Regions from separate parts of the Homo sapiens genome. Here regions 2 and 3 are each linked to region 1. Evidence: chromatin contacts called from ENCODE Hi-C or POLR2A ChIA-PET data. All regions are on one chromosome and are shown on one strand. The core of a region is the stretch at or near the end of the contact, and the rest is flanking DNA. Distances in the headings are between cores, read along the strand shown. Region 1 overlaps ITGA9 (integrin subunit alpha 9). Region 2 overlaps ITGA9 (integrin subunit alpha 9). Region 3 overlaps ITGA9 (integrin subunit alpha 9).

Region 1 (3,800 bases), core at 343-2,842:
ATAGAGAAGCAAGGGGTGGGAGGGACAAGTGTGGGACTAGGCCAAGTAAGACAGTGCCCCGAATGCAGGCATGAAATAACCTGAGCTGTTGGAGGACAGGGCCCAGTCTTTTTAATCTTTGTTTCCCCTCCACCAGACACAGAGCTGTGTACCCAACAGGTACTCAACACATGCTGGTGGGCTGAAGGCATGGACCAGACTTCAAGCTCTTCAGAAGAGGTTTAAGTGACAGTCATTGTTTAAACTGCAGAGGCCACAGACAGGCAGGGAAGATCAAACAGAAGTGCAGAGAACCTCCAGTCCCCAGGACTCCTGCCTGCCCTGGACTCACAGACCCACATTGAGCTTTCCTCCCACCTCAGAGCACGGACACACGTGCACAGGAGCGGCTGAAAAGTGCAACCTCGTCCAAGACCAGGAGAAACCTAGCACCAATCCACCCAGAAATGGGCCATCCAGAATGGAGTTTTCTCTTTCTCAGACTAACTAGGTAATAATAATGAGAAAAGCCATCATCTTTTGCATTCAAAGTCATAGAACTAGTTGGTTGCTGGATGGGATTCAAACCCAAGACTTGGCTGCTTACCAGCTGTGAGATCTTAAATAAATTAAATGCTCTAAATCTCAGATCCCTCAATGGTAAAATGAGATTTTATTTTATTTTTATATATGTAGATATAATTCTGATACAATTTTCTGTATATAATCACATATTAACATATGTAATTGTATTCTTTATAAGGACTTCATGTACATGTAAAACATGTAGCATATAGTAAATGCTCAATAAAAGATAGCTATTATTGTTACTGTTACAACTTAATTTCTTCTTTTTATTTACATAGCCCTTAATACATTTTTTTTAAAAGAAGCAACTCTCTGTCACCCTCTTCACACAAATCTCCTGGGATGCATGTGAATAAACTATTCATCCACCATTGGACCCACCATTGTTCCAACTCCCATGAACTGGGGCTAGGGCTGTCTTGTGAAAAGACCCCCAGGCTACCTATGGATGGCTGCTTCGAAGGGGTGGGTTTCCTCAGCCTGGGCGCTTCCCTAGCTCTCTGTAGGTGACAGAATCCTTTCTGCCGCACACAGCGTACTCACTACAATCAACAAATTCCCCATCTGCAAAACAGAAGTCACCAAGGAGGCTGGTGGCCCACAGTAACCTGTCAGGGAAGAAATATAGGAGGCCACCATTTTCTCACAAAATGCAGGAAGGACCCATGCAATTTCTAAGCTGGCTTCTCGTATTCTGTTTGCCCCAAGAAAGCAGACCCAAGAAAAGGAGAAGGAAAACCACTTTAAAATTTTCTGCTTAATAAGAGCTTGTACCTCAAGAGCTTCCTGGTCTCTGAGAAGGGGAAATAGATTTCTGACATAGCTGTGTCCAAAAACACTGCAGTGAAGTTTAAAAAAACTGCTGAAAAGTCAAGCTCAGTCAGTTGACTGCTGACAACACTGTCCTTCAAGCAATAGGCAGAGAATGCAGAAGAAATTATAGCCCACACCACCCTCCTATAAGGGGCACCCCCTCCATTAACACACATCAGCGTGGGCTGGCGAGCTGCACTAGGTCACATAAAGTCAGTGCTGCTGACTCAAGCCTGGCCCCACGTTGTTGATGAGGAGCACTCGCTCTCACGGTCAGTGTGAGGAGAGAGGCATCTGGCCCCTCCGAGGCCCACTTGCTTCTGATACCTGCATCAACTGCCAGCTGGTGGCTTTGTCCGTTTTCCCCTGTAACTTTTGGTATCTATGTCTTCGAGCTCCTTGCTTTGTGGTCTATGGACCAGCAGCACCAGCGTCACCAGGGAGCTTGCTAGAAATTCACCTCAGATCTGCTGTATCAGGATCTGCATTGAACAAGGTCCCAGGTTCTTCGTGTGCACGCTAACGTGAGGAGTCCTTGTCAACCAGCCCGTGAAGATGACTGAGAGGCTCTGGCTTGCTCTGGTCCAGAGAGAAAGAACGTGCCAGCTCCGAGAGCTGCCTTACCATTTGCCCTCTTCTCTTCCCACATTTCTTATTTGCTCCATACTTTCTATTTTCTTCTCACCATCTGCTTCTAATCATTTTTTAATCCCCCAAAAAACTATGAAACGAGTCTTGACCCCTTCCAAATGCAGAGGCAGTTAGAAAGAGGAAAAGATTTGCAGGGTAGAGCAGAAGGAAAAAGGGGCCCAGTGTTTACCAGACCCCTACTAAGAAGTCAGTATTCTGCTCCCCATTTCAGCTGAGGACACTGAAGCTCAGCAGTAAAGGTGAAGCAACTTGCCTGAGACCATGTGGTTGATCAGAGCAAGACCTGGTCCACCCTGGCCTGGCCCAGCCCCTGCCATGCTAAGCAGGAAGAGTGCTTCAGTTCATGTGCTTCACACATGTTGAGTTGAAAGGGAATCTTTCCACCCAGCACTAGCAAGAGCATCAGGAAGGAGGGCTTTTCTACGCTAAAAGGCAATATTGTAATATGTCCCAAACCTAAAATGCCTTCCCTTTCCCACTGAGCAATACCACTTCCATCCTCTGCACTGCCACCTTTTATCTAGTTCTATGCCACTGAAAACAGAAAACATCACATCCAAGATGGTGACATCCTTTGAAGGACCCACTCAACTTGGTGAACCATCCAACCTTCTTCTGTTCTGTTTCCCCCATTGTATATGGGGCCTGTATGTGGATATAAACATTTGTGTGTGATTGTTCCAAAACACTAGAGGGAGAGATTATGTTCCATGGTACACTTGCAACTCAGGTTTTAATCAGCATGTCTAAGTACAACGTGAAACAGTCAATGTGACCTCAATCTATTATTTGTATTTCCATTTGGCTGTGTGGCTTGATCTGTGTGACTAGTGCCTTGGGAGGCTCCATGCTGTACTGTGGCAGGAGCTGTGAGTTGTCTGTCCAGTGTCTGTCCCTCTCCTTCTTAAAAATCAAACTTCAATATCTGCACTGTCCAACATGGTAGCCACTAGCCACATGTGTTATTTCAGTTTGAATTTATATTAATTAAAAGTATAGAAAAGTAAAAAGTCAATGCCTTATTGGCACTAGCCACATTTTAAGTGCTCACAGTCATATGTGGTCACTGGCCACCATATTGGACAGTGCTGATACGGAACATTTCCTTCATCACAGAAAGTTCTGCTGGAGAGCAAAACTCTATAGTGATAGGATTTATAAGATGTCTAGCTGGTACTTAGACATCTTCCAACCTCTTTTAAAATATGGATGGTCAATGCGTTATAAGCAGAAGTCACTGGAGGCTCTTTACAGGGGCCTCAGACCAGATTATAAAGAGCCCCTTTGCATGTCCCACTTCTTCCTGCATGAAAAACACATACAATGGCTGGAGCCCCAGAGCCATTTTAGGGGTAGGAGGAAAAGATGCTCTTAGTGTTGGAGTGTCCACAGCTCAGCCCTTGGTCCCCCTCTCTTCTCTATCTCCCCTCACACCCTGGGTGATCTCATCAAATCTCCTGGCATTAAATACCATCTGTCTGCTGGCGACTCCCAAATTGATACTTCTTACTCAGACTACTACTCAAACTGAAGACTCATACATACGCATACACACTTAAACATCTACCAGTGTGTCTAAAAACAAACTCCAGATCTTCCCCCTTTCAACCTGCTCACCTGCACCTTCCGTTGAAAACACCACCAGTGACAACTCCATCCTTTTAGGTACTCAGGCTGAAAAGCTTGGAGTGACCCTTGATATCTTATTCCCTCACAACTGACAATCAAACCCTCAGGAAATGCTGTAGGATCCCCCTTCAAAATGCACG
Region 2 (3,800 bases), core at 351-2,850, 210 kb before region 1:
GCGTGGGAGCAGAGTTCCTCCTTGCTCTGCACATCGGTGCTTCAGGTTTCTAGGCAGGGAGAGGAAGCTTGGGAGCAGAGCTCCAGCCCAGCCAGTGTTGCTAATGTGCTTCAGGTGTGAAGAGCTAGCACTGTCATCTGGCCACAAGACGCCAGCGGAGAGGGGCAGGGAGCTGGGAAAGGCAGGGCAAGCGAGTGAGAAACAGCCTAAGCCTCAGTGTCAACCCCAAGGGGCAGAGTCACAGCTCAGAAGTTAGTTTCTGTCTCCCGCCGGGAGTTTCTGGGGTGGCCTGTGAACAGGGTAATGGCGATGGCGTGATGTGATGCAATGTGACACCTCATCTGCCCCTGGTGGGATCTGGAAAGGGGAAATGAGGACTGAGTCTGCGGTGAATGAAAATCTTGGCCAGTTGTGCTCCCGACTGTGGTTACATGGGAATCACTTCAATCGGGGAAAGCAACGTTTTTCTGAAAGGTTCAGGGTGGTCCCCTTTCAAAAGGAGATTGAAGGTTGCCTGGTGCTACATAAGTCTGATTCAGACCAGCTAATCCTATTGCAGTCACACCTTCAGTCCTCAGCTAAAACTCAGGAACTCAGTACCTACCAAGGGTCATCAAGGTGGAGGGAGGCGGTCCTCTAAGTGTGTTGAACAGGTACCAATGTGACAGCCATGACAACGGCACCTAACACTTGCATGGCCCTTACTGCACGCCAGGCTCTCGGTGCTTTCCACACATTAACATTCAGTCCTCACAGCAGTTCCCTGAAGCAGGTGCTATTACTGTCCCCACATTTTTGTTTTTTTTTTGAGATGGAGTCTTGCTCTGTTACCCAGGCTGTAGTGCAGTGGTGCGATCTTGGCTCACTGAAACCTCTGCCTCCTGGGTTCAAGTAATTCTCCTGCCTCACCCTCCCCAGTAGCTGGAATTACAGGCACACGCCACCATGCCTGGCTAAGCTTTTTGGATTTTTAGTAGAGATGGGGTTTCACCATATTGGTCAGGCTGGTCTTGAACTCCTGACCTCAGGAGATCCACCTGCCTTGGCCTCCCAAAGTGTTGAGATTACAGGTGTGAGCCACAGCCCCTGGCCTACTGTCCCCATTTTACAGATGGAGGCAAGCTGAGAGGCAACAGGAGGCCCAATTACAACCAGAGGCTCCCCAGGTAGCAGGCCACAGAACTGGGCTGGGACACACGTCACACAGCTGCAGACATCTGCTTATCACCACTTTCCTGCACTACCTCTTAGGTGGAAGCTGAGGATGGGGCTGGGGCAGGAGTCACAGAGGAGTAGAGGTGGAGGGAAAGCTTCCTTTCCTCTTACTGTGGTCAGAGGAAGAAACCACTAGCCTGGAAACCTCAGCATTCTCCAGCCTGACCCATTTCCACCACTGTAGCAAAAAAAAATGACTCCTGCCTAGACCATGGGAGACAAAAGTGCCTGCTGACTGAGAAGAGGCCTATTCTGCACAGTCTCTTGGGCTGGAAGGGGGGAACAGAGCATTCTGGAATGTTGTTTCTGGAAGGCAGCTGCGAGATCATGCAGTCCTTGTGGCCTCAGCTGACAGATAAGGAAACAGAGGTCCCCGAGTTCAGCGACTTGTCCAAGGTCATGTCCGGGCCCCAGTGAAGTTCTGTGGTACAGACGCTCTTGATGAATACTCAATAGTCCTGGCTTCAGCCCTAGCTCTGCCTGCTAACAGCCGTGCCAGTTTGGGTCTCCAGGGCCTCAGTTTCCTCATCTACACATGAGGATGTTGGCCCATGTAGTCACTCAGGTTGTCCTTAGTTGCTAATTCCTCACTTCATGAACTGTCTGTGCATTTTCATTACAGCAGGGGACTACCTTATCTCATCACACAGATAAACAATTACTGACTATCCATCCTCCCACAACTTGGTTTTAACCGCACTCTTTGCTCAAAGTCAAGGGGACATGATGCTTTTTTCATGTGTTGCAGACAACCCAAGCATCCCCGGCCAATGACCAACAATGTCATTTCCTTGGCTGGCTAAGGACTCTGTGGCCATCGCCCCCTTGCTCTTCTCTGCCCAGTCAGTCCTCATTTATTTCCCAGGCTACCGGAGTCCAAATGCTTCTCATGACATGGCTGCTTATCTCTCAGGGCCTCTGGGAGCTGGCAGAGGTCCATGGCTATTAGAATTTGAACAAAAGGACTTCACCAGGCACCCAAACAAGGAAAGGAGGATGCAGGACACAGTGACAAGGCTGTATTCTACCAAGGCAGGTACTGAGGGTTTTCTGTTGGCATCTGTCCTCCCCTTTACCCCAAAGAGGACATTGTGCAAACTGAAACCATGAAATGGTGGTGACTGGGGAAGCTGTCAGGAACCCTGGCTGTGGGAGCCCAAGGAGTGGCCATCACTTGGTGGCAGAGTCTGGGTCAGCCTCAGTGAAAGGAGCTGTCATGGTCAGAAGCCACCACGGTGCCAGGCCTGTGAGAGGATAAAGAATCCCCTGTTCACTCTAGGGGATCTGGCAAGACCTTGCTTCATGAAGTAGTGGGTTTGAAGTGTGAATCAGGGCTGATTCCATAGGTGTGATACTGAGAAAGAGAGCAGACCCTTTGTTTCAAATGTTGTCGTCATCTGATCCCAGGTGGAGAAGGGAAGTCAAGAGCTGTTACTTTCCAGGCTGAGGTGGTCAGATAAACGGCTTGGAGGAAATGGCATTTCCATGTTGTAGGCTCAGTCAGGCACTTCTAAGAGTTGTCTGTTGACTCAGAGCAAGAGAGAGGACACAGGTTTCCTCCCACAGGGCCCCAAACAGAGCAGCCAAACACAGTCCCTGTGCCTGGGTTTGAACACTGAAGAGGCAGAAAAGTCCTCTGATCTTTTTTCTAAGTGTCATGCTCCAAGCACATCATCCTGGGAAATCGCTTATGGTCCCATCTCTATACTGAGTTCAGATATCAATGGAAATAATACAATATTAGGTGCTATTAGTATGTTAGAGAACGGCATATGCTGAATCCTTACGGCACCCATGTGTGGAGGGTACTGCTCTCAGAAGGGTGACCATATAATTTATTGTCTAAACTGGGACATTTTTGAGGTTCAACCAGCTAGAACAGCAGCACAGAGACATTTATCAGGGATGTGACAGATAAGCTTTAACTTCTGCTCTCCTTAAATTCCACCCCTTTTTACAGATGAGAAAACTGAGGCCCAGAGAGGTTAAGTAACCTGTCATGTCTGAGAAGCACATCTCGAAAATCCCCACCAGGATGCTCTGTCCCACTCCATCTTCCTTGCACCAGGCTGCATAGTAGCTATTCCACATACTGAAGCCCAAACACCACCTGACCACCACCTCACTGTTTATCCATTCGCAGCCCCTCAGAGCACAGCTCCTAATGAGATTATAAATCTTGTCTACAAATTTCTCCCTCCACCAGGAAGTCAGCCCCTCTCATATCTGACCCAGAGGAAGTGGCATTGCAGGTAGATCGCAAAGGATAAAGAAAACTTCTCAGGAGTAAAGGGAGGAGGGAGAAAGGAATTCCAGGAAGAGAACAGCATGTGCAAAAGCATAGAGGGGCAAACTTGAGACTGGAGTCTAGAGAGCCAAGGAGTTCAACACAGGTCAAGCACTGGATGAATGCTGGGTAGCAGTGGCCAGAACTGAGGCAGGGGAGATGGGCCTGGACACAGAGGAGGGCATGTGACAAGTCTTACACATGGCGTGGGTGGAGGTAGTTACCCAGAAGGTAATAGGAACCAGGGAAAGCTTTGAAGTAGGAGAATGTGTGAGAATGTATGATTTAGATCATGTGG
Region 3 (3,800 bases), core at 718-3,217, 150 kb before region 1:
TCCTGTGTTCCTCCCCTCCCTGGCACATTCTGAGCTGAATATTTGTGAAAATAAATCCAGAAAAGTAAATACAACACTCAACTTGGTTTGCTCTATCACAAGGAGTCAGCCAGAGTCTTTTCCTCTTCCTACTGTCAGAATGAAAGTTTCACAGAGTTTCGCGCTTGTCACCCAGGCTGGAGTGCAGTGGCGCTATCTTGGCTCACTGCAACTTCCGCCTCTTGGGTTCAAGCGATTCTCCTGCCTCTGCTTCCTGAGTAGCAAGCATGGAGAGGGTATACTTTAGAAACCCTGGATTCATGCTGTCTACTCCGGACTTTCCAAAACCTATCTTCTCACAAGAATGTGCTGTTTCCTTCCACATAAGCTTCTCAAATTAAAGACAAAGCGTGAAGGTGATGATGTTCCCATACAAGGAGGTCTGACGCCTTCTTCTGAAAGCATGGGGTTGTGTGTGAGGGCAGGCGTCTGCTCAGTCCACCCATGGTGAGCCTCAGTCACACCCGCCCATCTGCCAACCAAGGGAGGAAGAGCCCTCCCGCAATGCTGCCACTCAGCTCCTGGCTCTCCCCTTCCTCACACTCTCAGGTCATCATTTCCAAAGCATGGACTCACTTATTTGGTCCCTATTTAGTCCCCCATTTTTATGCCCTTGCAGAAGTTTTGAAAGAAAAACTGATGGTAAATGAAGGCTTCCAAGGTTCAGGGTTGGCCTTGGGACACTTAAGAGAAAGGATCTGTCCTGTGTGCCAAGCTCCCCAGATGGATGAATGCTTGAGAGAGCCTGTTTACTACTTTGCTGGGAGAGAAAAATCTCTTTCCTCCCAGCCAGCTTCACATGCCAGGTCAGCACCATGACTGGGGATTTATGGTGGGCACTGTATCAGGGAAAGAAGAATTAGACAAAAATAACTAAAGGCTACTATGTCTCAGGTATGGTCCTAAGTGCTTTACATGAATGTCTAATTTAATCTTTGCAACAAATTTATAAGGTCAACATTATTCTTAGCTCAGTCTCACAGATAAGAAAACTTAGGCATCTGTTCTGTAATTGAGGCAGCATTAAAAAAAAGAAGAAGAAAACTAAGGCCAAGGCAGAGACATCATTGAACTTGCCCAAGGTACAACACATATTAAGTGGTGCTGGGATGGGAGCAGATTTAAGCCAGAAAGTCTGGTGACAAAACCCTACTCTTAACCACTGTATTGTGCTGCTTTGTAGACAAGCTAAAACTTAAACGCCATCATGCTGAAGTGGCTTGACGTATTCATACGCCTGAGAGGGATACTAGCACAGTGAGTGCTGAAGAGTACGGAAATGGGATTAAACCTAGGCTCCACCACTTAGAAGACCTGTAAGACCCTCATCTCATGTGTAAAAAGGGATAATCCAGGGTTTCTCAGCCTCAATGCTGTTGGCATTGGGGCTGGATAATTCTTTGTTGTATGGGGAGCTGTCCTGTGCATTGTGGGGTATTTAGCAGCATCCCTGGCATACCCACTAGATGCTAATAGCGCTGAACTAGTTGTGGAAACCAAAAATTTCTCCAAAAGTTGTGAACTGTGTCTTAGGAGACAAAATTACCCTTGGTTGAGAACCACTGGGATAATTATACCTACCGCTCAGAGGTTGGGGTAGATAGTTTGCAAAAACGCCCACTCTCCAACCCTCCCTTTAACTACATCCCTTGCAGTTTTGACTTCGCAGCTACTCCCATCACGAGGTAGATTTTATTCCCCCACCTTGAATTTGAGCTGAAATCATGACTTGCTCTCACCAACAGAATGCAGCAGAAATGATGCTGTCTGTTCCAGGCCTAGATTTCAAAAAGCCTTGGAACTTCTACTCACTCTTTTGGAACCCTACAGGAGCCTGGGCCAGCCTGCTGGGGATGAGAGCCACTAGCTAAATCACTCCCCTTGTTCCAGACAACATTTGGGTTCCAGCTGACCTGCAGCTAACCACAGACACATGAGTAAGGTTGGCCAAGAACAGCCGAGCCTGGCCCAGAACTGAAAAACTGCCTAGCTAACCCCTAGAGTTATGAGCAAATAGAAATGATTGCTGTATTAAGCCCACTAGATTTGGGGGTGGTTTGTTATGCTAATGAATTCAGAGCTGCTGTGAAGAACAAATGGGAACACCTTTGAGCTACCTGGGCCCTGCCTAGCCCACAGGAAGCACTCGGGAAGGGGTAGCCATGATGATGTGGTCACTCACCCACCCCCTTTGCAGAGCCTGTGCTGCCAGCCAAGGGCAGGGCAGCCCTTGCCTGTCCACACACCACTTTCTAAGAAGCCACAGACAATTCTTCCTTTTTAGTTAAAGCCCCAAGGAGAAGTAGAACTGACATCCATAGGTGAAAACATTAGTAGAGAGAAAGAATAAAAGAACAATTGCAGAACAGTAGCATGGATTTTACTAGGCTCCAAGTGGTGAGATCATGTGCTCAAGTTCATCTACCGGAAAGAAGAGAAGCCAGGGCCTGGAGAGAAGCAGAATGTGCACAGGTGATCCTGACATCGCCTCATTTCACTTTGTACTTATGTCCCCTGGGGGCTGAGGAATGACATTCTGAACACAGAAAAACATACCAATTCAGAAGATGCATGACAAAAAATGGCCATCAATTTTATTTACTGTCCCCAAACCTTCAAAGTACTTGAGGGTACTGCAAATAAAAAGAAATATAAGAAGAACACAAACATAATAAAAACAAGGGAGGTGTTTCATAAACGTCTTCAAATAAATATTTTCCTTGCCTGCTGAAGGTGCAACCACTTCTGAGAACCCACTTAAACAGAAAAGAACTTGTTGAAAAAATTACTAAACATTACTAAATTACTAAATCCTTAAGTAAATATTTGCAAATTACTGAAGTACATTTTTTATGTGAATTGCACTAAACTCTTAAGAAATTTTTTAAAAATTTCAGTATGAATCATTTTGTAAGCAGAAGGAACTTGTGATTAAAGTAAATCAGTTCCTTATTTACCTTTTTCAAAGTCTGGATTTTATTTGCTTAGCTGATAACTTCTTGTATAGTATAGGTTAAATGTCCTAACTTTTTAGACATTTTTAGATTTAATGTTTTTCTTAATTTAGATCCAGTGTCAAGAACAGTGATCAGAAAGAGGCAAGGTCTAGATTGAAGCCCCACCCCTCCAGAACACAAACTTTTACTTCTTCATCTGTACTTAGAACATAGACTGTCTTTTCTTTGAGCCTATGGAAAAATCCTAGTAAACTGATTGTGGTCATGAGAAGAGCTACTGATGCTTTTGCTCAAATGTCAGAAAGCAATTACAGGTTGAACTGTTCTGGGATCCTGTTCCGAGATCAGGGTCAGAAATGGTTTATGATATGCCTTAGATGTTCTGTGTCACTTCTTTCTGGCCCAACTCTGATGATTTCAGCTTTGTACCATCTTCAGTAGCATTCTGAGGGCACCCAAACTCAATGACACCCCTGGCCAGGGCAGGACAATCCATTCCTTGGAGGTGGCCCTTAACAACCTGGGATTGGAGCTGGGGCGTGAGTGCTCCAGTCTCCTGTCCTATAGGTAAGCATTTCTAGGTGACTTTCTATATGCTTCTCAAAAAAGTCTTAGCACCAATGGCAGTGACCTCAAAGACATACCCTCCTTTTCTTCCTTCTTTCTTACTTTCTGGGGCGCTACTCAAATAAACCACCTGCACCTATGCATCTATGGTTTCAGGCGTTGCAACTGACAGGTACCATTTACCCTTGAGTCATTACATCTCAGGAAAAACAATGGACTGAAAAGAGCACTTTGGGA

What was found. A loop is a pair of places that touch in the nucleus more often than their neighbours do. ChIA-PET counts read pairs that join two places held with the same protein, here RNA polymerase II (POLR2A). Pooled maps may share reads with other maps.
Region 2: a loop to region 1 is called in a map with no recorded cell type, with 2.3 times the contacts of the local background. The contact joins two enhancer-like sites. A Hi-C loop is called at or near these places in 5 of 168 maps with a recorded cell type or tissue (Caco-2, GM12878, HepG2 and 2 more), 20 of 37 single-sample maps with no recorded cell type and 11 of 50 pooled maps. POLR2A ChIA-PET finds 5 or more read pairs at or near these places in 2 of 52 experiments (HEK293T and Panc1).
Region 3: a map of K562 shows a loop between it and region 1 (2.0-fold over the local background). The contact joins two enhancer-like sites. A Hi-C loop is called at or near these places in 2 of 168 maps with a recorded cell type or tissue (K562 and mammary epithelial cell) and 2 of 50 pooled maps. POLR2A ChIA-PET finds 5 or more read pairs at or near these places in 1 of 52 experiments (Caco-2).

What each region holds. Positions count from the first base shown.
Region 1 is chr3:37,554,674-37,558,473 of GRCh38, reverse strand. All of the region lies in intron 15 of ITGA9 (integrin subunit alpha 9), which reads right to left. Among named protein-coding and RNA genes, the nearest start is that of ITGA9, 100 kb to the right of the region's middle. Within about 2 kb of position 1,592, at least 4 of the 41 ENCODE cell types and tissues checked have a DNase peak (open chromatin) inside an H3K27ac peak, as active enhancers do.
Region 2 is chr3:37,769,416-37,773,215 of GRCh38, reverse strand. The region is part of intron 23 of ITGA9 (integrin subunit alpha 9); the gene reads right to left. The region is part of intron 3 of ITGA9-AS1 (ITGA9 antisense RNA 1); the gene reads left to right. Among named protein-coding and RNA genes, the nearest start is that of ITGA9-AS1, 90 kb to the left of the region's middle. Within about 2 kb of position 1,600, at least 11 of the 41 ENCODE cell types and tissues checked have a DNase peak (open chromatin) inside an H3K27ac peak, as active enhancers do.
Region 3 is chr3:37,706,323-37,710,122 of GRCh38, reverse strand. All of the region lies in intron 18 of ITGA9 (integrin subunit alpha 9), which reads right to left. Among named protein-coding and RNA genes, the nearest start is that of ITGA9-AS1, 150 kb to the left of the region's middle. Within about 2 kb of position 1,967, at least 3 of the 41 ENCODE cell types and tissues checked have a DNase peak (open chromatin) inside an H3K27ac peak, as active enhancers do.